2 separate regions of the Mus musculus genome follow, and region 2 is linked to region 1. Evidence: chromatin loops called from intact Hi-C (ENCODE). Cell type or tissue: heart. All regions are shown on one strand. Each heading gives the region's core, and the rest is flanking DNA. Links, peaks and the distances in the headings are about the cores only. Region 1 holds the start of Anks3 (ankyrin repeat and sterile alpha motif domain containing 3). Region 2 overlaps Nagpa (N-acetylglucosamine-1-phosphodiester alpha-N-acetylglucosaminidase).

What was found. Peaks named below come from ENCODE experiments on the same cell type or tissue, not always from the same donor. Only the 100,000 strongest peaks of a DNase experiment are listed, where the experiment ranks them.
Region 2: it touches region 1 in a loop (3.0-fold over the local background); 2 of 42 quality-filtered maps call a loop at or near these places.

What each region holds. Positions count from the first base shown.
Region 1 is chr16:4,957,468-4,968,940 of GRCm38, reverse strand. Anks3 (ankyrin repeat and sterile alpha motif domain containing 3) reads left to right here and starts at 4,704. Exons shown (of 17, transcript NM_028301.4): 1 at 4,704-4,821; 2 at 8,373-8,544; 3 at 10,775-10,973; 4 at 11,179-11,300. The coding sequence starts at 8,375. It also overlaps 4930451G09Rik. In heart, for the core only: a CTCF peak has its summit at 4,926; a DNase peak (open chromatin) is centred at 4,560; H3K4me3 peaks cover 2,083 bases; H3K27ac peaks cover 1,523 bases.
Region 2 is chr16:5,189,659-5,201,131 of GRCm38, reverse strand. It overlaps Nagpa (N-acetylglucosamine-1-phosphodiester alpha-N-acetylglucosaminidase), which reads left to right. Exons shown (of 10, transcript NM_013796.3): 4 at 1,081-1,189; 5 at 1,388-1,516; 6 at 2,196-2,401; 7 at 2,509-2,556; 8 at 3,319-3,420; 9 at 3,514-3,577; 10 at 5,074-5,852. The coding sequence ends at 5,284. Among named protein-coding and RNA genes, the nearest start is that of Nagpa, 8.6 kb to the left of the region's middle. In heart, for the core only: a CTCF peak has its summit at 5,858 (motif pointing right); DNase peaks (open chromatin) are centred at 5,628 and 5,881.

The DNA of each region.
Region 1 (11,473 bases), core at 1,274-9,273:
TTCTCCCTGGGAACACCATGGAGGACTCAGGGATCCTCTGGGGTTAGACAGGCTTCTAAGGTTTCCTTCCAGCCAGCTGTGCGCCTCCTCAGCATCCACAAGGACTGGGCTGCTCTTGACACAGCAGGACCAGCCAGGGTCTCTTCTTTCCTGATGGGCCAAGTCCTTTGATCTTACCATCCATTCACTTCTGGGTTCTGTGGCTAATCTCCCAGGAATCAGAAGTGGCTAGAGAAGAAACGGCACCTTCTATGAACACCTGCAGACATACTTTTGGGGAAGTGTACATGCATGATTAACTTTGAGAGTCGGTTCTCTTCTTCTCTGTGGGTCCCAGGGATGGAACTCAGGCTGTTAGGCTAAGCAGCAAGTACCTTTTCCTACCAAGCCATTTCATGGGCCCCATTTTGACCTTTTTTTTTTCTTTTTCTTTTTTCAAGACAGGTTCTTACTATATATAGCTCTAGATGTACTGGAAGTAGACCAGGCTAGCCTCGAACTCACAGAGATCTGTCTGCCTGTCTCCTGAGTGTCGGGATTAAAGGCATGCACCACCATTGCCAGGTCTCACTTTGACCCTTGAGTTCAGCAGTCTGTCAAGTCATATAGTCATTGCCACTATCTCCTAAACTGTTCCACTCCCCATCACTTCTCTCCCAGAGGAGGTGGAAATCCTTACAGAAAGGAAGAAAACATCTCATAAAAATCGTGTTGCTGGGTGGTGGAGGCTCATGCCTTTAATCCCAGCACTTGGGAAGCAGAGAGGCAGGTGGATCTCAGAGTTCAAGGCCAGCCTGGTCTACAGAATGAGTAGAACATTCAGAACAGAGAAACTCTATCTCTAAAAACCAAACCAAACAAACCAAAAAAGTGACCTAAAGTGGCCAGAGCCCCAGCTGGCCTCCCAGATCCTCCTGCGGAGTGTAAGGGGTGTTGTCTACACTTGCTCCTCTGAGGGCTGGCCTTCAGGCAATGGAGATGGTGGAGACGGGTCCGGAGAGCCTCTTCAGCCCTCACAGATCCAGCTTGCTTCAATGATGTTAAGATTAACTGAGCAGAGACAGGTTACCCAGAGCTGAGTGGGTCCTGGAGCCCAGCTTAGCCTTTAAAATGGGTTTTGGATTCTACAGTGTTTTCATTGGGAAGTATGTTTCACCACAGCAACGTCAACAAGTGTTAATAGGTCTGACAGGATGGGGTTGCCAAGGATAAAATGCCTCAGGTGGGATCAGTAGATAGCAACCATTCTCATCATCAAGCCACTGATGTGAATATCTATCTACCTACCTACCTACCTACCTACCTACCTACCTACCTACCTACCAGCTTTTCTGAGACAGGGTTTCTCTGTTTCAGCTAGCCCTCGCTGTCCTTAAATTCAGAGATCTGTCTGCCTTTGTCTTCTGAGTGCTGTGATTAAAGCATGTAGCACCACCTCCAGTATTAGTCGTAATTGTACATATATATGTACGTGTGTTTATGTGTACCATGTGTGTGCTGGAGCCTACAGAGGCCAAAAGATGGGGGCCTGATCTGTTAGAATTGGAGTGAAAAGTGGTTGTAAGCTACCATGTAGTTCTGGAAACCAAACCTGGGTCTTCTGCAAGAGCAGCAAGCTCTCTTAATTATTGAATCATCCTGTCCAGCCCCTGCCTTTAACTTCTGATGCTCCTGCCTCAGTTTCCAAGTAGCTCATATTACATGCCTGTTCCACCAGCTCTGGATGATTGCTTGAGTTTACATAGAGGTCTTGGTCTCTCCCAGGGATGTGGGGCAGAGAGATGATTATAGCTATGGTATTGGTAGTTCCTGCAACTAGGCGCCTAGAGCTTGTGTTGTGGCCTTTCCTGTTTGTTTCCCAATTCTCCCTGATCTCCTACTAGGGTAGCATTAAGCACCACTGTGCAGGTATTTGTGGAACAAACCCCTTCTTTTCCTTGCTGGATCACTTAGTAGCTGAACATAAGTTCAGCTATGAATTAGCTAGGTTATGGAGAGACACTTGAGACATGCAGCTCTGACAATGGCCAGACAATATAAAATGTCTTGGTAGAAAACAACACAGATCAGGGTGGGAAATCAGAGAGAAAATCAAATGTGCTCCTAGTTCTGAGGGAGGGCGTGCTCATGTGCTACATACCCGATGGCCAGGCTGTCCTTGTGGGAGGAAGAGAGGCAAAACCAGTGGTTTAACCATTCCACTGCTCGTGGAATCCTTATGAGACTTGGGACGACCTCCCTCCCCTCCCCTCCAGAGTTCCCAAGGCCAGTGTCCTACAGACCTCAGGTGAAGGACTCCTCCCTGCAGTAACCCAGGTCCCTGACTCATCGACACCAACAGGGTCTTCAGCCAGCTCCTCAGTCAGGTCTGGAATCAGGACGGGCTCGTTCCGCTGAAAGATGAAGAGCTCTTCTTCCTCACAGTCAGACTGCAGAGAGACCAGGGCACTTTAGAGGAAAAGGCAGTCATACTTTGCACATCCTGCCCAGGAGCAGGTCTGGAAAGATCAGTTCTCGACAAAGGGCCTTGTTCTGTGCTGCTTTCTGCTGCCAATTTGAAAACAGGCTTGGCAGCATACCTCCTGTTGGTGAGATGTGGGCTTCGTTTTTCACAGGCCATATGCAAGCCTTGCACACAACGGATGCTGCATTAATTAGACAATGGATGTGCTGTGTTAATGCACACAACAGATGCTGCATTAATGCATACAATGGACACTGCATTAAAGCCAGCACTGAACAACGGTAGTGAAGAGGCACAAACTAGTCACCTTGCTTCTAGAATCCTTGCTCTTCACTTGAAATGTCCTGTGCCAACCTATGTGCTGAGCGTCTGACCAGTGGATCACAATGGATCCCTCTCACATGTATAAATGGCCACTGATACTGTCAGTGACCCCCCGGCTCACCTCAAGTGGCAGAATCCCTCCCAGACCATACCATGTGGCCTTGGCAAGGTTATCACTCTCAGAGCTTGGAGCTGGACCCGACCGGACCCAACAGAGTTGAGAGCAGTCCAACAGCAGGGTGGGAAGTCCAGGGCTTTGGTACCGAGTCCACCTGGGAGTTAGGACCACAGGAGGAGTGGCCTTGGAGATACAGAGCACTAATATCCACACTCAAGAGTTCTGGCAAACCCAGAGAGAAGCCTGGAAGAAGTGGATACCCAGAAGTAATCCCAGACACTGATGAGTGAAAATAAAGTCCATAGACCAAAGTGGGGTCTGTAGAGGAGTGCCCGAAGCTGTCCTTGCCCAGGCTGGCAGTTAATATCCAGGAGAAAGCTCTTGCTCACCAGGGACGAGTCTGAATCCAGAGATGGAAGCTGGTTTTTGGCAGCCTCAAGGATGGCATCCCAGGGAGAAACTGGCAAGGACATCACTGCTTTGTCTTTGGATGTCATGGGGGCCAGGACTCAAAGGACACCGTCTGTCATCATCAAGGAGTCCTGTGGAGCACACAAGGTGAGGTGGCAGTGTCTGGGTGTTCAAGGAGAAACTAGCATTGGTAGCCTTCCCAAAGCCTTGATCAGCTGTAGATGAAAATGCACCCGCAAAAATTCTAGTTTCTACCCATTTCCTTCTGGTTCTGCAAACTTATGTCACTTGGTAGCAGGACTGTATGTGTGGGTATGTGCAGTCATGAGTGCACAAGATGGTGGTGTCCTCTACTGCTCTCATAGAGGATCACAATTCAGTTTCCAAAACCACAACTACTTGCAACTTTAACCTCAGGGAGAGCCCGTCTCTGGCGTCCACTCGTATCTGCACTGGAGTACACATACCCACCTTCACACCCATACACATAATTAAAATACAAACTAATTCATTAATATAATTAAAAATAATCTTTAGAATTAGAGGTTTAAGATCCATTATTCAAGAGATTTTTTTTTTTAGTCATCACTCAAATGAGTCTCTATAATCCAGTCGCTGGCTCAGCTCCACCTTTTATATCTCACCCTAAAGAAAACACGTTCAGTCCTCAGGGGCAGAGGGACTTTAGGATTGTGGGTGAAGGCCTAGCAAGCGGACCAAGCAGATCAGCTAACGGTGCCAAACCAGAGCTGCGTCAGAGGAGTGAGTGGGGTCTTAGGGCATTTGAGCAAGGACGGGTGCTTGGCTGTCCTGAATTGGGAACCACAGGTGGAGACGCTTTTGGTATACGCACCAAAAGATGTTTCCTACCAGGGGCTTTGGCGGTAGGACACAGAATCACCGAAGTGAAGGGGGCCGCCCAGGACTGATCGTCCTTTAGGTGTGCAAGGCGGGGAGGGTTGAAGGAAGGCTTGACCCGCAGAGGAAAGAGCATGGAGGAGCTCAGAAGACCGAGCGGCTCAGTGTTTCTCCTCAAAGCCAGTTGGCCCCGCCTCGCCCCGCCCCGCGCCAGGCGTCGTTGTCAAGGGAACTGGAAGGCAGCGGGACGAGGCAGTCCGTGCTAGAGCCGAGGGGAGGGTCTCATTCCCTGCCACCCGCAGCCAGGACCCACCCATCGTCGCGTGGGTTTCCGCGGTCTCCCACTTGCCTCAGCCGCTCCGCCCGCCCACTTGCCTTGTCCCCGTGCTGAGTACGGCCACCCACGGCGGCCTGGCGACTCGCCGCCTGCCTCTCTGCCTCAGGATTGGCTCCCGAGCGAATGGGCCGGTATCTGCCATCTCATGGGCTGCTGTGGCGTGTCAATAACAGAACGTCCGTCACCTTCCCGGGATGCTCTGCGCCGTGCGAGGATTACTTCCGGGGTGGGCCGGGCGCAGGGCTGTCGGCCGGTGAGGGGCGAGCCGCTGTCGCTGGAGGGTGGCCCGGGAACCTGAGGCCTTGCAAGGTAGGCCGGGCCGCGGCAGGGCCCTCTGAGAGGTGGGGCCCAAGGCGCCCTGAGTCTGCTCGGGTGGGCAGCCCTGGCGTTTGCCTGTCGCAGGGTTTGGGGACACGGGCCCGCCGCCGTGGTGCTAAACTAAGGGGTCACGCGAGGTGTCGGCCAGACTGCTGAGCCACACGGGAGCCTGCGGTCGTGCATAGTCGCCGGGACCGCTAGGGTCGGAACTGCGTCGTACATTTGGGCTGCAGGGGCTCCCTCGAGGCCTTCATGGATCTCTTGGAGGAATGACAGTTGCCTCCAGAATAGAATTTTTTTTAAAACTAAGATTTAAGAATTTTAAGAATAACTTATCAGGGCTGCAACTGAAATTCTGAGAGAGAGAGGTGCAGAAGACATAGAAACTTTTATTTTACTTGAATCGATTTTTTGGGGGTGTTGGTTTTTTGAGATTGTGGGCGTGTCTCACTGTGTAGACCAGGCTGGCCACAGACTCACTGAGATCTACCTCCCAGATGCTGAGATTAAAGGCCGGTGCCACTACGCTGGCGGGTTGGATGTTTTTAGTGTAAGCATCTAATGTTACCCAGGTTGTCCTTGAACTCAAAGGCGGTCCTATTGTCTCAGCCCCCCAAGAGCTGGAGTTGCAGGTGTGAGTTCTTCCAGGGTTCTGCTAATCCGCCTATGGTTTCCAGTTTGGGGAAGCACGTGTCCATTCTGTTGGTTCAGACTAGGTTAGGTGCTACTTGAGCGCAGGCCTTGCAGCAGGAGAAGCTGGTGTTTCCAGGATACAGGCCTTGTTTTCACCTTACCAGCCCACACACATCACTCATCGTGAGACTGGCAAACTGTTGTATGTTGTCCTTTTTATAACTTTTAAAAGTAAACTTATGTCCTTGCAAGTTGTGTATATATAGTGCTTATCACTGAGATAGATCCTCAACAATCTTTCTACTTTTTAAAAACATATTTGTTTTAATCTAAGTACACTGTAGTTGTCTGGTGATTGTGAGCCATGTGGTTGCTGGGATTTGAACTCAGGACCTTCAGAAGAGCAGTCAGTGCTCTTGACTGCTGAGCCATCTCTCCAGCCCATCTTTCTACTTTTAAAATATTTTAGTCTCACTAAGTTGCCCAGGCAGGCTTGGGATTTGACTCTTCTGCCTCGTCTGGAAGTTGTGCTGCCAGGCCCAGCTTTCACCAACACAGGATAATGCTAGAGTGTTTAAGGGCCTCGAGGGAATTAGTACCTTCTGGGTCATACTTCCTTCGGGCTTCCTTCTGGGTTCACCAGAACTCTTGAGTATGGATATTGTGGTGCTCTGTATCCTTGAGGCCACTCCTGTGGTGGTCTTGACCCCGAGATGGGACCCAGGTGGGTTCAGTGCCAAAGCCCGGGTCTTCCCACCCTGCTGTTCTACTCTTGACTCTGTTGGGTCAGGTTAGGGTCAGTTCCAACCTCAGCGTAATAACCTTGCCAGAGCACTGCGATATTGTCCCGGAAGGACTCAGCCACTTAAAGTGGCTTGGGATCACTGAGGTGGCCCCCACCAATGCTTAGTACCAGTGACCATTTATCTACGTATGTGGCACAGGCCTTTAATCTCAGCAAAGACAAGTGTATCTGTGCCATCAAGTTTAGTCTGGCCTACACATTGAGTTCTAAGTCATCCAGGGCTACACAGTGGGACCTTGTCTCAAAACAAAACAGTGGCCATTGCACAGGTAAGAGCAGAAAGTGAAACTGAGGCTCTACTCACTGTAAACTGCCGTTATCTCTTCTCCCTTCACCTCCGACCCCCACAGACTTTGCCTTGGTAGGGCTCGGACTCGTGGCTGAAGGCCTTATGCAGAGGGGCACCTGACCTCTCTCAGAACTCTTCCTGTCCTGTACTAGCTTCCTATTGCTCCCAGACTTAAGAATCTGTTAGAAGATAAATGGCTAGGCTTTGGTTTGAGTAGGATTACCCAGAAGAAAGGACTCCTAACCATACACCTGTCATCCTGTGTTCATCTGTTATACATAAAAGGGTTGCATAGCTGGATTCCTGCTCAAGTAACATCAGGATTGCATTCTGCAGTCTGCTAGGGTTTTCTTTTCCCCTGTCCTACTCGTCCTTTCTCTCCTCTTCCCCTCCCCCCCTTTCTTTTTTGAGACAAATTCTATGTTCCCAGCTGTTTTGTTGTTGTTTTACCTTGTTGTTTTCCTTTCTGAGAGAGGGTTTCACTCTTGTAGTCCTGGAACTCTCTCTAGACCAGGTTGGTCTCGAACTCACAATCCTGTCTCCATCTCCCCAAGTGCCATAATTAAGTCAGGCATCACTATATATAGCCTTCCATGTGATTTGTGGAGATGCAAATGCACTGCATTCCTGGTCTTTATGGTTTTTTTTTTAACCTTAACTTTTTTTTTCAAAGATTTATTTATTATATGTAAGTACATTTTAGCTGTGTTCAGAAGATGCCCCAGAAGAGGGCATCAGATCTCATTATGGATGGTTGTGAGCCACCATGTGGTTGCTGGGATTTGAACTCAGGACCTTCGGAAGAGCACTTGGTGCTCTTAACCGCTGAGCCATCTCTCCAGCCCCTAACATTTTTTTTTAAATTATGTATATGTGTGTTTCTGTATGGACATGTGCATGTGAGTGTATTGAATCCCCTGGCGGCAGCTGTGAGTTGTGTCATATGGATGCTGGAAATTGAACTCGGGTCCTCTGTAAGAGTTGTACACTCTCTTAACTGCTAAGCCATCTCTCCTGCCCTGGTTTGTTTTAGAAGACTTAAAATGATATGTATGCATGTATCTGGGGGCGGAGTGGGTCGTATGTTCACACATGAATGCAGATCTTCAAACTGGAGGGAGTGTTGGGTCCTCTGGCGCTGTAGTTATAGGAAGTTGTAAGCCACTGAACATAGGTGCAAGGAACTGAACTTGGGTCCTCTGTAAGAGCAATACAAACTCCTAACCCCTGAGCCATCTTTCTGGGCCTCACCCTTGCTTTTATTGAGAGAGGATCTCTGTGTAGGTATGCTGGCCTAAACTTGTTATGTCATCCAGGCTGACCTTAAATTCATGATCTTCCTGCCTCTCTTCCACTTTCCCAGTGCTGGGATTACAGAGGTATGCCACTACACCCAGCTTCTGTGCATCTGTAGCAGCAACCCTTTAGACATACATGTCCATTAATGGGGAACTAGGACCTGGAGAAGCTAGACACAGCTAAATTTTGCTGTACACCCAAATTCAGCAAATAGCGCTAAATAATCCAACTCGCACTGTTTTACTAGCAGTGGAAAGGTCATCTGGCTCCTGGAGAATCTGATGTAGAACCTGTGGTATGAAGCAGGTGCAGCATCACAGTTAATGGCTCCACAGATGTTCTCGTCTTCTGTCTGGCCTCAAACTGCCAGCAGCTGGGTGATGTTAGGAGGAAGTAAGTCACCCTTAGTGGCTTCATTTTCTTAGGAATCTGAGGTGATAGCCTGCCGTTGGTAGGAGTGTTTCCTCTTTGGAACAGACAGGGAAGAAGAACTAACCCCTGGGCCTCCCTCTGCAGCTATGTCTGAGCTCAGCGATGAAGCCAGCGAGCCGGAGCTCCTGAAGCGCAGCCTGTCCATGTGGCACGGGCTTGGTGCCCAGGGCAGCCCAGAGGAGCTGGATGTCCCCTTGGATCTTCACACAGCTGCCTCCATTGGCCAGCATGAGGTGGTGAAGGAGTGTGTGCAGCGGTAAGAGGGCCTGGGGTGCATCCCTTCACCTCATGTTCTAATGAGCATTTCAGTGGCTTCAGTTCCCAACAGGCTGCAGTCTTGCAGAGCTCAAGGTCTTTAATACATATCAAGTAGGCTCGCCTGCTTGTTGCAGATGTCCTTGATGGCTCGTGTTTAACTCCTAGAGAAAAGGCTCCTTTGATTCTGAGGAGAAGAAGCTGCCTAGAACATGATATAAACACTAACTTGTAGTGTATTTGAACCAGAACCATTTGGGGGTTTCCTCTGACTGCAGAAAGCCCCAGAGAAAACAATAGTAAGGATGGATAGCAGCACTCTGGCCCTGTGACTACAGGCTCACTGTGGTTCTTGAGCACAGAGGTGAAAGGGTGGCCTCCTAGCCTCACTGCCCACCCACCTGCCACCTTTACCAATATGCAGATGTGTATTTAGTTCCACAGCCTGTCTGTTATTCCATGTAGTCTGAAGGTGCTGCTTAAGAAGGGTCTCTTTACTTTCTTGTGTTCCACTCCACTCTATACTTAGGTTTGCCAGTGATCATTTAGTATCTTGGTGAGATGATGTCTCCCAGACCTTTCTGTGCCTTCTTAATTCCTGATGAGCCAGAGGAAAGCCTCATAAAGCCCTAGGTCTCTGGTTGCACATCAGAGCCATGTGTCAGCCTTGGCCAGTAGAGTATGAGTGCTCTCAGTCTAGAGCAGTCTGCAGGATTCCTTTACCTAGCGGCCTCAGAGATGTGCAGCTAGGTGTGTAGTTAGCACATGTCCTCACAGGATCCCAAGACTCTTGCTGTAAATCTTTGGAGTCTCAAGTTCTTACATGTTGAGTGTTCTGTTTAAAAGAACATGATCTCAGAGCAGCCCAGAGAGGGGAAGATGGAAGAGATCTGTGTTCTCACTGGAGGTGGCCCAGTTGAGAGGCAGGCTTGCTCACAGAAGCCCAGGCTGGGCCAAGGGATACCGGAAGTCTCAAGAATAGAGGCTGAAAGATGGTGTGTGTTAGTTTTGCTGATGTACTTGCTACTGTTCACTTTGTAGAATTGCCACTCATGTGTGCCAGGTCATTCCGGTGACTCCAGAAGTAGCTACATGTAGCTCTCCAGGCAGGTCTTCAGGCCGTTCCAGATTCCAGAGTCGGCTTGACCTGCTAGTGTGTGGGAAATAGCTGCCTGGATCAGCTTAGTATGGATCCCACAAGAGGCACTGATCATACAACAGATTCCACACTGGGGATAAGAACTGGGAGGGGGAAGGCCTGGGCATTAAACACACCTTCTTTGGAGTAGGCAGTGGGTGTTATTCTAGAATGGGACTACCATCCCTGAGCCAGTCTGAGAGCCCCTCTCCTCTGCTTTTCTCAGTAAAAGTACACTTCCAGAATTATAACGGAAAGCACTTAGGAAATAGGGTACTCTGGTGACAGTTTTTTCTATACGGTGAAGTGACAAAGGGAAAGTCGTGGCAAGGGTGTCATCCTCAGTTCCTCTCTCTTTCCTTGGCCACTCTTCATAGCTCTGAAGGCAGATAGGGTATTAATTTGGTGCCTGGTGGTTAAGGTGCCTGGTGTCTCAGCCTCATTCCCACTAATAAAGTAGGCCAGTCAGTCTTTTCTGTGATAGGTCCTTTGTGCTGTAGGGTGTTTAACCAGCTAGGTAGACTTAATCTACTATGTGGCGACAGCTAGCTACTTCTTGGCTGTTGTAACTGGGGAGAAATGGCAAGAATTTTTCTAACTCCCCTGCTTGATCATGGTGGATATCACTGTAGATACAAAAAAAGATTGGTAGATGAGAGCATTAAATTAAAATAGACGGTTATGTCAGTCACTTTTCCTTTTTTTTTTTCTTCCTTTTCTTTGTTTGTTGTTTGCTTGCTTGTTTCTTTCTCTTTTTTAAAATTTATTTATTAGTCTGTAACCACAGCCCATGGAATGCTTTTTGTATTCAGGGTGGCTCTTCCCACATCAATTAACCCAATCTAGAAAATTCCTCAGACCTGTGCAAAGGTATGTTTCTTAGTTGATTCCAGACCCTGTCAAGTTGACAGTCATGATTAACCATCACAAGAGTGTAAGACAGAGGGTGGAAACACTTACCTGGGGATGAATGGAGGCAAGTGACTCCTACTTTCTGGAAGGGCAGCTTGTCCTACCAGGCCCGGCACCAGGCTCTCTGATGAAGCCACATGTGAGATGCTGGGTATATCTAGCATAACTTGTGTTTGTTTAGGGGAGAGTTAGATTTGAATAAGAAGAATGGTGGTGGTTGGACAGCGCTGATGTATGCCTCCTACATTGGACACGATACCATTGTTCACTTGCTGCTTGAGGCAGGCGTGAGTGTGAATGTGCCAACCCCGGAAGGACAGACTCCACTGATGCTGGCCTCCAGCTGTGGCAACGAAAGCATTGCCTACTTTCTGCTCCAGGTGAGCTATGAGTGGGCCCAAAAACCCGGGTGCTCACTGGTTGCCTTGACAGGATATGAGGTGCTGCAGGCCACAGTGTGCATATATGTGTGTGTAATGACTTAAAATTTGTCGAACTGAAGGCCTAGTGGATGCCTCCCAAGCACCCACCCAGATTACATTCTCTGGAGACCTGGGGCATAACCCTCACTCTATTCTCTTGAAGCAAGGTGCAGAGCTTGAGATGAAAGACATCCATGGCTGGACTGCACTCTTCCACTGTACCAGTGCCGGCCACCAACAGATGGTCAAATTTCTTCTGGAGAGTGGAGCCAATGCCAACGTGAGGTGATTGTTGCAGCCAAATGTTCATAGGGGTGGGCTGGGCTTCTGAGATCAGATAGATGGTTAGCAGAGAGGAGTTAGGCAATGAGCAAACCAAGCCGAGATCCCTAGATGCAGAGCAGGGCTGCAGGCTCAGGCCCAGGCTCTCATGCACTCAGAACTGCTGGGGTGCTGAA
Region 2 (11,473 bases), core at 1,478-9,477, 230 kb before region 1:
ACTGAGCAGCTATTTACTGTTTAGCACTATGGTGAGAGTCCTAGGGATTCAGTCTTATGTAGAATATAGAAGGAGAATCCTTGGCAATAAGCTGGAAAATTGTGACAAGTGCCAAGAAAGAAACAGGAGAAAGGGGACCGGTGGGGACCAGAAGCACAGGTATGAGGAAAGTGCTGCAGATTTGCTGTATGGTGGCCTCCACATGGCCTAGGAGTTTGTCATAAATGCAGAGCCATGAGTCCACCCTCCCTATACCTCCCATCCAGAAACCACTGGTTAAATCCTAACAACTTGGGTGTGCAGGCACTCCCTTGGTGACTCTGATGGACACTCAAGGTCAAGGGCCACTTGGGGATGGGCTGATGAGTTGGCTTGGTCAGTAAAGTATTTGCCTTGAAAGTGTGAGGACCTGAGTTGGAGCCCCAGAAAGAAACATTAAAAGCCAAGTGCTGGGATGCACACTTGCATTCCCAGGGATGGAGCTGGAAGGCAGGGATAGGCAGATCCACGGCCACACGGTGATATTCTAAGCTAACAAGAGACCTGTCTCACACAGAAAGTGGGTGGCACCTGAGGACCAACACCCAGGGTTATCCTCTGACGTACCTCCAGAGTGGAAAATACTGGGGTGGTGGAAAAGGACACTTTGGTCCTGGGAATCTGGCTATTCAGGGTATAGTGTAGAGGGAGAGGGAGACTCAAGAGGCTGTCTTTGAGTCAAAGGAACAAGCTATCAGAAGAACTCAGGGCAGAGGCCTGTGGTTCCCAGGCTCAGGGCAGCCTTCAAGGCCCTAGGCAGAGAGTAGCTGCTGGGTGAACAAGTACAGAAGTGAGGCCTGGGGCCTCAGGCAAGGCCTGTGAAATCCTTCCACCAACATAGAAGTTTCTGGAGACTGAGATCACATGAAGTGCTTCTGGCTGTGGCATGGAAGCTCACTGGAGGTGGAGCTGGGATGTGGCTCAGTGATCCAGTGCTTGCCACACGTGCACGAGGGAAGGAGCCATCAAAAGAGAGAAAGTCGGGAGACCTGAGGGGTCCCCTGGAGAGCTGGGTAACCACCCCGGGCCCTTCTCCTTTAGGTTCTTTTAGCAAATTTGTGAATGTGATGTCAGCCAGGACAGCCGTGGGTCATGACCGTGAGGGGCAGCTTATCCTCTTCCATGCTGATGGACAGACGGAACAGCGTGGGTGAGTCCCAGGAACCCTCGGGGCTGTTTGCACTCAGCCACCCCTACCTTCCAGTCGTTTCTGGGGTATTGGTGGGACAAGACAGCTTTCCGGCCATTTTGGAAGTTTCATCTGGAGGCAATAGCATTTACCTACTAGTGAAAGAAGACAGTTAAGCCAGAGACCACAGGGGCTCAGCTGCATACCCCCTCTGCACAGCCTTAACCTATGGGAGATGGCAGAGTTCCTGCGTCAACAAGATGTCGTCAATGCCATCAACCTGGATGGAGGCGGTTCTGCTACTTTTGTGCTCAATGGGACCCTGGCCAGTTACCCTTCAGATCACTGGTAAGAACCCCTGAGCCACCTTTGTGGCTCTCTCAGACTGTCTCACTCAGTCAATACTGAGACCCTGTTGTGTGCCAGGCCCTGGGTATCCAAAAGTGAGCAGAAGAGCCGAGATCTCTTCCCTCAGGGTGCTGCACAGCCCATCCCTGGAAACCTGAGACAGGTCAGGAAAGGCCTCCCTGAGGACAGTGAAGTAAGACCTGAGGAGATGGCTGGCCGGGGTTGAGAGAGCCTTTACCGGAAGACAAACTGTACGCAATGGGGAAATCCGCTAAGTGGCCCAGGGAGAGGCTGGAGCTATAGCTCAGGAGGAAAAGTACTTGCCTCGCAAGCGAAGGACCTGAGTTTAAACTCCAAAACCCATATAAAAAGCCAGATACGAGCAAGTGGCACATGCTTGCAGTCCCAGCCTTGTTGAGGAAGAGTCAGGTGAATCCTGACCCTCTGGCCAGCCAGCCTAGCCTACTTTTTGGCAAGGTCCAGGCCAGCGAGAAAGATAAATAAAATAAAGTTTTAAATGACATGTATCTAAGGTTGTCCTGACTCCATATGCGCACGCACGCATGCACGCACGCACAACTGGCAGAATGGAAAGGGAGGCAAACTGGACAGCCTTTATAGGCTGCGGCAGGGACCAGCACCAAGGCCTAGACCTCGTCTCACAGTGAATCCCCCACAGCCAGGACAACATGTGGCGCTGTCCCCGCCAAGTGTCCACTGTGGTGTGTGTGCATGAACCGCGCTGCCAGCCACCCGACTGCAGTGGCCATGGGACCTGTGTGGATGGCCACTGTGAATGCACCAGCCACTTCTGGCGGGGCGAGGCCTGCAGCGAGCTGGACTGTGGCCCCTCCAACTGCAGCCAGCATGGGCTGTGCACAGAGAGTGAGTGGGGAGCCCACAGGAGGGTGGTGCTCTGGCGGGACCCCAGCTCGCCCATGCTAGACTCCCGCCTGTGTCCTTACCCAGCCTCTGTGGTCTTGCTTTGGTAGCTGGCTGCCACTGTGATGCTGGGTGGACAGGATCCAACTGCAGTGAAGGTGAGAGCTGCCTGCAAACACTCCTGGAGAGGGTGGCCTGGCTGCACGCAGCTGGTATGACGCCTTCGTCCCTCCTTCTGGCTTGGAACTTACCTTCAGAGCCTTTTCTCATTTCGCATGTGGATAACCCGATGTTCTACCTACTGAAAGAGTCCCAGCAAGTAGGAGGCCAGATTTTCAGTATTGTCCACTCAACTCTAAGGACCAATAGCAAAAAACAAAGTGTGGCCGGCCACGCCCCTGAGGGAGATCCACCAAAGTCCTTAACTCCTGGAAAGCAGCTCCTGGTGATCCTAGGCATGGGTAGGGTGGTTTCAGCATCAGCTCAGTGGAGTTCCCATTCATAATTTCTTCATCCTTTTAAGGTCATAAGTTCTAGAGCCCACCTTAAATCTAGGCAGTATTCTTGGTGTTTATCTGAGACAAAGTCTTATACAGCCCACGCAGTTCTCTAACTTAGTATGTAACCGAGAATGGCCTCAAGCAACCTGCTTCCTCCTTTCAAGCGCTGGGATTATAGGCATAGCACCAACTTATAGGGTGCTAGAAGTCAAACCCAGGGCCCTATGTATATGCAGCAAGCACTCTAGAAACTGGAACACAGCCCTGTTTGCAGCCCGGTTACCTTGGAGGGTTGGGTCCCAGGGATCTGAGGGCATCTCCTTCAGCATGGCCATGTGCACACCCAGGAGCCAGGCTGTCTGTGACAGGAGACCATGCCACCCAAGGTGAGACCTCCCTGCCACCATCTCCTCTCCACAGAGTGTCCTCTGGGCTGGTATGGGCCAGGTTGCCAGAGGCCCTGCCAGTGTGAGCACCAGTGTTCCTGTGACCCGCAGACTGGCAACTGCAGCATCTCCCAAGGTATGCGGCCTTAAAGGTTCTTGAGCTGGGAGCCCTTGGGGCAGGTCTGGGGTAGGTGGACTCTCCCCAGCCCTTCTTTCTGGTGTCTTGCAGTGAGGCAGTGTCTCCAGCCAACTGAGGCTACGCCGAGGGCAGGAGAGCTGGCCTCTTTCACCAGGTAAGTGTTTTAGCAGGCACTGAGCCCCTATGTCTCATCCGTGAGGCACTAGCCAGGCCAGGAGGTCACAGGTTACCCTCTACTTTGCAAGCTCAGGGACAGTCACAGGTAAAACTGGCATCCAGGAAAGACCCTGAGCTACCCAGTGGAACTCAAAGGTAGCAGGCTATGGGTGTCATGCCTCTGGCTGCAGAGACTCCACTTAGATGCTGGAGCAGGGCCATAGAGACAGGAAGGACTCACCTTATTTCTGAACTCTTCCGTGTGTTCAGGCTTTGTGTTGTTGTTGCTTCCTTTCTGCTGTTTCCTGGGTTTCCAGCTCCATCCCCACAGGGCTCATGGAAAGAATTGTGAAGCAGGGGGTGTGGCTCAATTGGCAGATTGATTGCCTGGCATGCAGAAAGCCCTAGGTTCAATCCCCAGCATTTCATATCATAACCCAGGCATGGTGGCATCATGTGCCTGTAAGTCCAGCACTTGGGAGGTAGAAGCAGAAAAGCCACGAGTTTAAGAATGTTAGGGAGTCTTAGGCCAACCTGGGATACCTAAGACAAGAGATAGATGTAGGGAGATAGATTGACAGACAGACAGACAGACAGACAGACAGACAGATCTTGAGCTGGACCTTCTGGCACAAGCCTGTCATCCTAGCTATTCCAGGAAGCTGAAGCAGGAAGATAGCAAATTCAAGGCCAGCTTAAGCCACAGATTGAGTTCAAGATCAACCTGAGCAACTTTATGAAATCCTATTATAACATAAAAAGTAGGGGTGGGAGGTTAGGCTGTAGCTCAGTGGTAGAGTGATTGCCTAGCACGCACAAGGACCCAGGTTCAATTCCCAGTACTGCAAAAAATATATTAGGAACCACCTAAAAGCAGTAACATTCACATTAGATGTGTGTGTGTGTGTGTGTGTGTGTGTGTGTGTGTGTGTGTGTGTGTGTGTGTGTGTGTTTTGTTGGGTATTTATTTCATTTACATTTCCAATGCTATCCCAAAAGTCCCCCACATCCTCCCCCACCCACCACCTTGTTTTTTTTTTTTTTTTTTTTTTTTTTTTTGACCTGAAACTCACAGGTTAGGTTAGACAAGCTGACTGGTGAGCTCCAACTTCCAACGTACCATCATGCCTGGCTTTTGTTTTGGTGTCTCTGTGTAACCCTGGATGTCCTGGAGCTCTCTCTGTAGACCAGCCTGGCCTTAAACTCACAGAAACCCACCTGTTTCTGCCTCCCATGTGCTGGGATTAAAGGCGTGTGCCACCTCACCCAGCCCTGCTGGACTTAAATTGGGTCTTCATTTTATAAGACAAGCATGAGCTAATTCCCCAGTTCCTAAAAATGTTTTTAAACATCCTTAAAACATCAGAGACTGTCTGTGGTATTCCCTCCATGTGTCTTCAGTATACCTACTCCCCTCCCTGCCTACTGGGTTCAACATGCCCAGTTTGGGTTCTGGCTGCCTGCCCCCACTCAAGACTCTCTTTTCCATCCCAGGACCACCTGGCTAGCCCTCACCCTGACACTAATTTTCCTGCTGCTGATCAGCACTGGGGTCAACGTGTCCTTGTTCCTGGGCTCCAGGGCCGAGAGGAACCGGCACCTCGACGGGGACTATGTGTATCACCCACTGCAGGAGGTGAACGGGGAAGCGCTGACTGCAGAGAAGGAGCACATGGAGGAAACTAGCAACCCCTTCAAGGACTGAAGAGCTGCCCCAACGGCATGCTCCAGATAATCTTGTCCCTGCTCCTCACTTCCACAGGGGACATTGTGAGGCCACTGGCATGGATGCTATGCACCCCACCCTTTGCTGGCCATATTCCTCCTGTCCCCATGCTGTGGCTCATGCCAACCTAGCAATAAGGAGCTCTGGAGAGCCTGCACCTGCCTCCCGCTCGCCTATATCTGCTGCCCAGAGGCCTGTCTCGCACAGGGGTCTCGCCACTGCCAAAGACTCCCAGGAAGCCACTAGCAAATGGAACTCTGTAACCCCATCATGACAAGAGTGGCCACTCTCCGCCTGCACAGGGATGAAATAGAAAGCCTTACACACACACACACACACACCCTCGGCTCAGCCACGGCACTCGCCTTTTATACAGCCTCATCGCTGGACAGCCAACTAGAACTCTGCATCCTGTCACAGGAAGCACCTCATAAGAAGGGATGGGGAGGGAAGGAAGTCGCCTTGTTTACAGACCTATTTTTGTTGTCTTGTTCCCTAAAGGAGTTTTCTAACACTTGAATAAATTGGGATACTAAAACAAGCCACCAGGGGGCGTGTGAGGTCTGAGTCCTGAGCTGCTGCCTCTCATGGGGACGTTGGACAGTTCCCCAGTGCCTCTGTTAACCCAATGCTGCACAAGTTTGGCCAGGCACAAGGCCACCCAGGGACCATGCTTTCTTTGATAAGTTGCTTGGGTCATGTTTTATCACTGCAATAGAGAAGTAACCACAGTCATGTGCTGTGTTCCTGCAAGCTCCAGTCGGTGCTGTTGCTGCAGGCTAGGCTACACTTGGAAGGCAGGGATTTCATTGGTCCTAACCATTTTCCATTGGTGGTTGTCCTAGTTACTTTTCTATTGCTGTGATAAGCAACATATCAAAGGAAGCAATTTAATTTGATTTAGGGTTTCAGAGTGTCAGAATCCATGATGGTGGAGCAAGGGACCAGATGAGAGAGAGAGAACCTCAAGACTTACCTCAAGTGATACACCTCCCTTCTGACCCTACCCAAACGGTTCCATCAGGTGGGGATGTAGATGAGCCTGTGGAAGCCATTCTCACCGGAACCACCACATTCCAATCCCTGCCCCCATAGGCGTACTGCCATATCACAGTGCAAAATGCTCTTAGTCCAACTTTCCCCTTACTCTTTCCCAGTCTCAATACTGTTTTAAAGTCTTTTTGGAGACCCAAGGCACTCTGTTATTGTAACTTCCTGTAAAATAAAAAGGCAAATGACATAGGCCCAACATACAATGGCATGATATATATGTTGCCATTCCAAAAGTGAGGAATGGGGGCATTGCCAGGAACTGCTGAGCCAAAGCAAGATGGAGAGCCGACAGGGCGGACTTCAAACCCTGTAGCTCAGGGTCTGTTGTCAAGGGCTCTTCAGATCTACTCCCTCCAGCTCTGCTGCTGTGACATACTTCTCTTTCTTGGCCTGGGTCCCTGTGTGCAGCTCTCCTTGGCAATACCCCATGGCTCTGGCACCTCTAACATCTTGGAGTCTCCAGTGCAATCCAGACTTCGCTTTCACAGTTTCATGCAATGGCCTCTCAGAGCCTTCCCTGCAGGGACTCCCTTCCAAATATCTGGCCTCAGTGACTGTCCTTAACCAAGGAGGACATGTCCTAAACCCCTTTACTTGTAGATTCTTCGTGACTCTAAAGTCAGAACCATGCAGATGACACTGCCAGGTTTCATTACCCACGGGATGGAGCCTGGTCCCCTTAGGCTCATTTGCAGACACTTTCCTTTGTTGTTGCTTTTTAGCAGAAAATTCCAGGGCCCTTCCCTTTTCACAAGTTGGAGGCAAATGACTAGTTATGGGCGGGTGTTACTCTGAGAGCGCCCTTTCTGCTTTGTGGTTCCCACCACACCGCTCCTTACCTCCTTCAGATCAAGCCTTGGCTCCAATACTAAGTTCCCTGGTGCTCTTTTTCACCTCAAACTCCACATTTTGTATTTGTTTGTTTCACTCACTTGCTTGTTTCCATTCTAGACCTACATGAGAGTGATTGACAATAACCACATAGAAGGGTCACTATTGAGCTGTATTGAAGTCACCAAAAGCCAGGTGGTGGCAGCACATGCCTTTAATTTCAGCACTTGGAGGCAGGGGCAATGAATCTCTGAGTTTGAGGCCAGCCTGGTCTACAGAGGGAGTTCCAGGACAGCCAGGGCTAAACCCTGTCTCAGAGACAGGTTTTACTCTATCTGCCTTTGCTCTGGAAAGTGACCTCACTACCAACCCCCATCCAGCTTGCCTTGAGTCCTCAGACAAAAGACACACACACACACACACACACACACACACACACACACACACACACACACACACACACACACAGAGTTCCTGTTCAACTTGTGGTAGAGCACAATTGCTGGGTGTTACTATCTCCCACCTGGAAAAGTGTGCCCTTAATATTTTTATCGCCACTCCTCCCACCTGCCCTAAACCTCCACCTACCCCCTGCCAAACATCCTTGACCACCGGCCTGTAGTTGTGGCCACAGGCCCCAGCTCCTCTTGAGACCTCACATGGCTGCTGGCTTCTTCTCCCTCCAAAGCATGACAAATACTCCACCTCTCCTTCCTTGCATCTGTCTTTTCCTCCTGGGACCCAGAAGTTCCAGCTCTACCTTCTGCCCAGCAATTGGCCCATGGCTTTCTTTACTGACAGATCAAGAACCAGTTGGGGAACAGGACCTTAGCATCAGAACCACCCCCTACAATCTCCTTCACCAAAGAAATCATTCCATTATTTTTCAATTCATTCCCAGGGAAATTCTTAGGACAAGGGCAAAAGACAGCCACATTCTTAGCCAAGTTTACATGTACGGTCTCTAGCCCTCTTGCTAATATCACTCTCTTCTGAAACCTCTTGAACTAGGCTTTCATAGTCCACATTGCTGTTAGCATTGCTGTCCTCTAAGCTCCAACTAGGATGGCCCAATAAATCCCTTTTATAGCATTCAACTATTTTCCTAGTCCAAAGTTCCAGAGTTTTCAACATTTCTCCAAAAATGATGGCCAGACCTATCACAGAAATGGCCCACTTCCTGGTACTTACTTTATTCTTAGTTAATTTTCTATTGCTGTAATAAAACATCATGACCCCAGCAACTTATAAAGAGAAAGTATTTAATTTGCCTTATGGTTTTAGAGAGAGTCCATGATGTCAGAGTAAAGAAGGAACAGTTGAAAGATCACATCTTGATTCACAACCACCAAGCAGAAAGACAGAGACAGAGAGACAGAGACAGAGAGAGAAAGACAGGGAGAGAGAGAAAAAAGACAGAGACAGACAGACAGACAGAGAGAGAGAGAGAGAGAGAGAGAGAGAATGAGAATGAATACTGGGAATTGCACTAGTTTCTTGAAACTTGAAAGATCATCCCAGTGACACACCTCCTCTAAGGCCACACCTCCTAAACCTTCCGAAGCATTTCCATCAGCCGGGAACCTGGTATTAAAATACATGAGCCAGTGAGGGCCATTTCTTATTGGTGGTGGTGGTTTGGTTTGGTTTGGTTTGGTCAAGACAGGATCTCATGAAGCCTGGGCTGGCCTCATTCTTGCTACACAGCCAAGGATGACCTTGAACTCCTAATCCTTCTAGTTTGTCTCCAGAGTCCCAGAAGTGCAGTCATGACACCACAGTCATTTTACATAGTGCTAAGGATCGAGCCCAGTGTTTTGTGCATGCTAGTCAAGTGTTCTGTCAACTGAGCCACGCCCACATCCATACAATTCAAGTCAGGTGTCCACATGTAAAGTCAGCATTCCAAATTCTTGGTTTCTCTTTCAAAGAGCTCACACAGATACCCTTGCTGTCACTCAGGCAATGACTCGCTGTGACGGAGTAGTGACATTCTTCCCTGCCCTTTGGTCTGGATACCTTTCCTACCTCCCAGCACAGCAGCAGCAGCTTCCCAAGTCTGTATCCTGCCCCACCTGGGGTGCGACAAAGCTCATCACTTCTGGCCCATGAAGGGGCTTCAGAAAGGGTCCAGCAGGTTCCCTGTGAGCATGTGATACTGTGCACTTAGCGTCTATGAGAGGAGCGGGACTTTCCAAACATGTTTGTTATTTTCACTGTGTGACTTCCTGGGAAGATGTGAACAGATATCTATCTATGCAGGCAGGCCAACACTGGCAGACACAAGGAATGAGTCCAGCCAGGCCTAGCTCGGTGAACAGTGAGTTTATTGGAGTTACTCACATAGTATGGGTGGCTCAAAGGCAGCTGCATCACAGAGTGGCTCACCCCAGGACAGGTGACCAGTCATGAACACTCAGTATTAAAGTTCCTGCTTGACCTGCAGACAGCTCAGTTGACCAGTCTCCTCTCCCCATGCTAGTTACTTTACTGCTTATATGATGCTAGGGAAGGGACCTTGTGAATCTTGTCACCTGCATTTACTTCCTGAGTCTGATACACTCCTTCCTCCTTTGGGAGCAGATGTTTCAATTTGGAGAAAGTTGTCATACAATACCTTTACTATGTAATACTCCACTCCAAAAAAAAAAAAAAAAAAACCCTACCAGCCTAAACAATTACTGTTTATCTTTAAAATTACCATTTCAAATGATTCTAACATCATGCAGACTTTGTCAATGTCTGGGCTAGGGTCAGTTATTTTAGACAAATTTTAGCCAATTGCTGGGTGGAAGGAAGAGACTGGATTTCTGGGTCGGCAGGCAAGCAAGCAGACACAGGAGAGGAGAAAGCAAGTTTTCTTTTTCATTTTCTTTTCTTTTTTATTTTCTTCTCTTCTCTTCTCTTCAATTTCCTTTTCTTTTCTTTTTTTTTTAACAGGATATTTTACTTATTTATATTCCCATCCCTTTCCCTGTTTCCCCTCCACAAACCCCCTCTGCAAACCCCCTATCCCATCCTCCCCTCCCCCTGCTTCTTTGAGGGAGCTCCCCTACCCACCCACTTCTACCTCCCTACCCTTGCATTCCCCTACACTGGGGCATTGAGCCTTCACAGAACCAAGAGCCTCTCCTCCCACTGATGCCAGAAAAAGCCATCCTCTGCTATATGCGTCTGGAGCCATGGGTCACTCCATGTGTACTCTTTGGTTGGTGGTTTAGTTCCGGGGAGCTCTGGGGGGAGGGGGTCTGGTTAGATGATATTGTTGTTCTTCCTATGGGGTTACAAACCCCTTCAGTTCCTTCAGTCCTTTCCCTAACTCCTCCATTGGGGTCCCCGTGCTCAGACCAATGGTGGTAGCCACCAGAAAGTACCAGATGCCAGGAAAGCAAGAGGCTCCCAGGACCCAAAGGGGATGAGATTGGCTGAAATACCCAACAAAGGGGAGGGAGAGCCTGTAAAGACCATGTCCAGAGGTTAGGCACGGCCCCAGTGGGGCTACTCATTCACCTCCAGAGTTTTAACCCAGAATTGCTCCTGTCTAAAGGAGATAGGGGGCAAAGAGTGGAACAGAGACTAAGGAAAGGCCATGCAGAGACGGCCCCACCTGGGAATTCATCCCACATGCTGACACCAAACCCAGACACTGTTGCGGATGCCAAGAAGTGCTTGCTGACAGGAGCCTGATACAGCTGTCTCCTGAGCCTGACAAATACAGATGTGGATACTTGCAGCCAACCATTGGTCTGAGAGAGAGTTTTTGACATGCTTTGGAGGTAGAAAAGCCAACCAGCCATGTGAGATCTCAGAAAGAGTGGCCATAGGCTGCTTCTCCAGGTGGGAGGTTGGGGTGTTGAGCTGGGACTGAAGGAGGCTGTGCAACTGAAATTGAGGGCAGATTTGGGGTGCTGAGCTGGGAGTTCTCGGAAGGGCACGCTAGCCGAGGTAGATTAGAGGCGCCTAGCAGTTAAGCCAATAAGGCAAGTTGAAATTGAACAACTGTGTGTGTCTGTCTGTGTTTTTCGTCCTCGGATCTAATATTCTCTGGGCAAGGGCTGGTAGCACAGTCCGTTCCCTTAAGTGGGGTAGCAACAGCTACATACAACACTGTGTGCTGGCAGCTAAGCTTGCTACCACTACCACAGGCCAGTGCAAGTGGCAGGACTGATTACTGGCTAGGTAATGCAGACCCAGAGGAACGCAGGAGGCCGTGAAAAGGGTCTGTCATGGCACACTCTGCAGCCATGGTTAATAACTTGGACAAACTAAGCCATGTGAACCTCC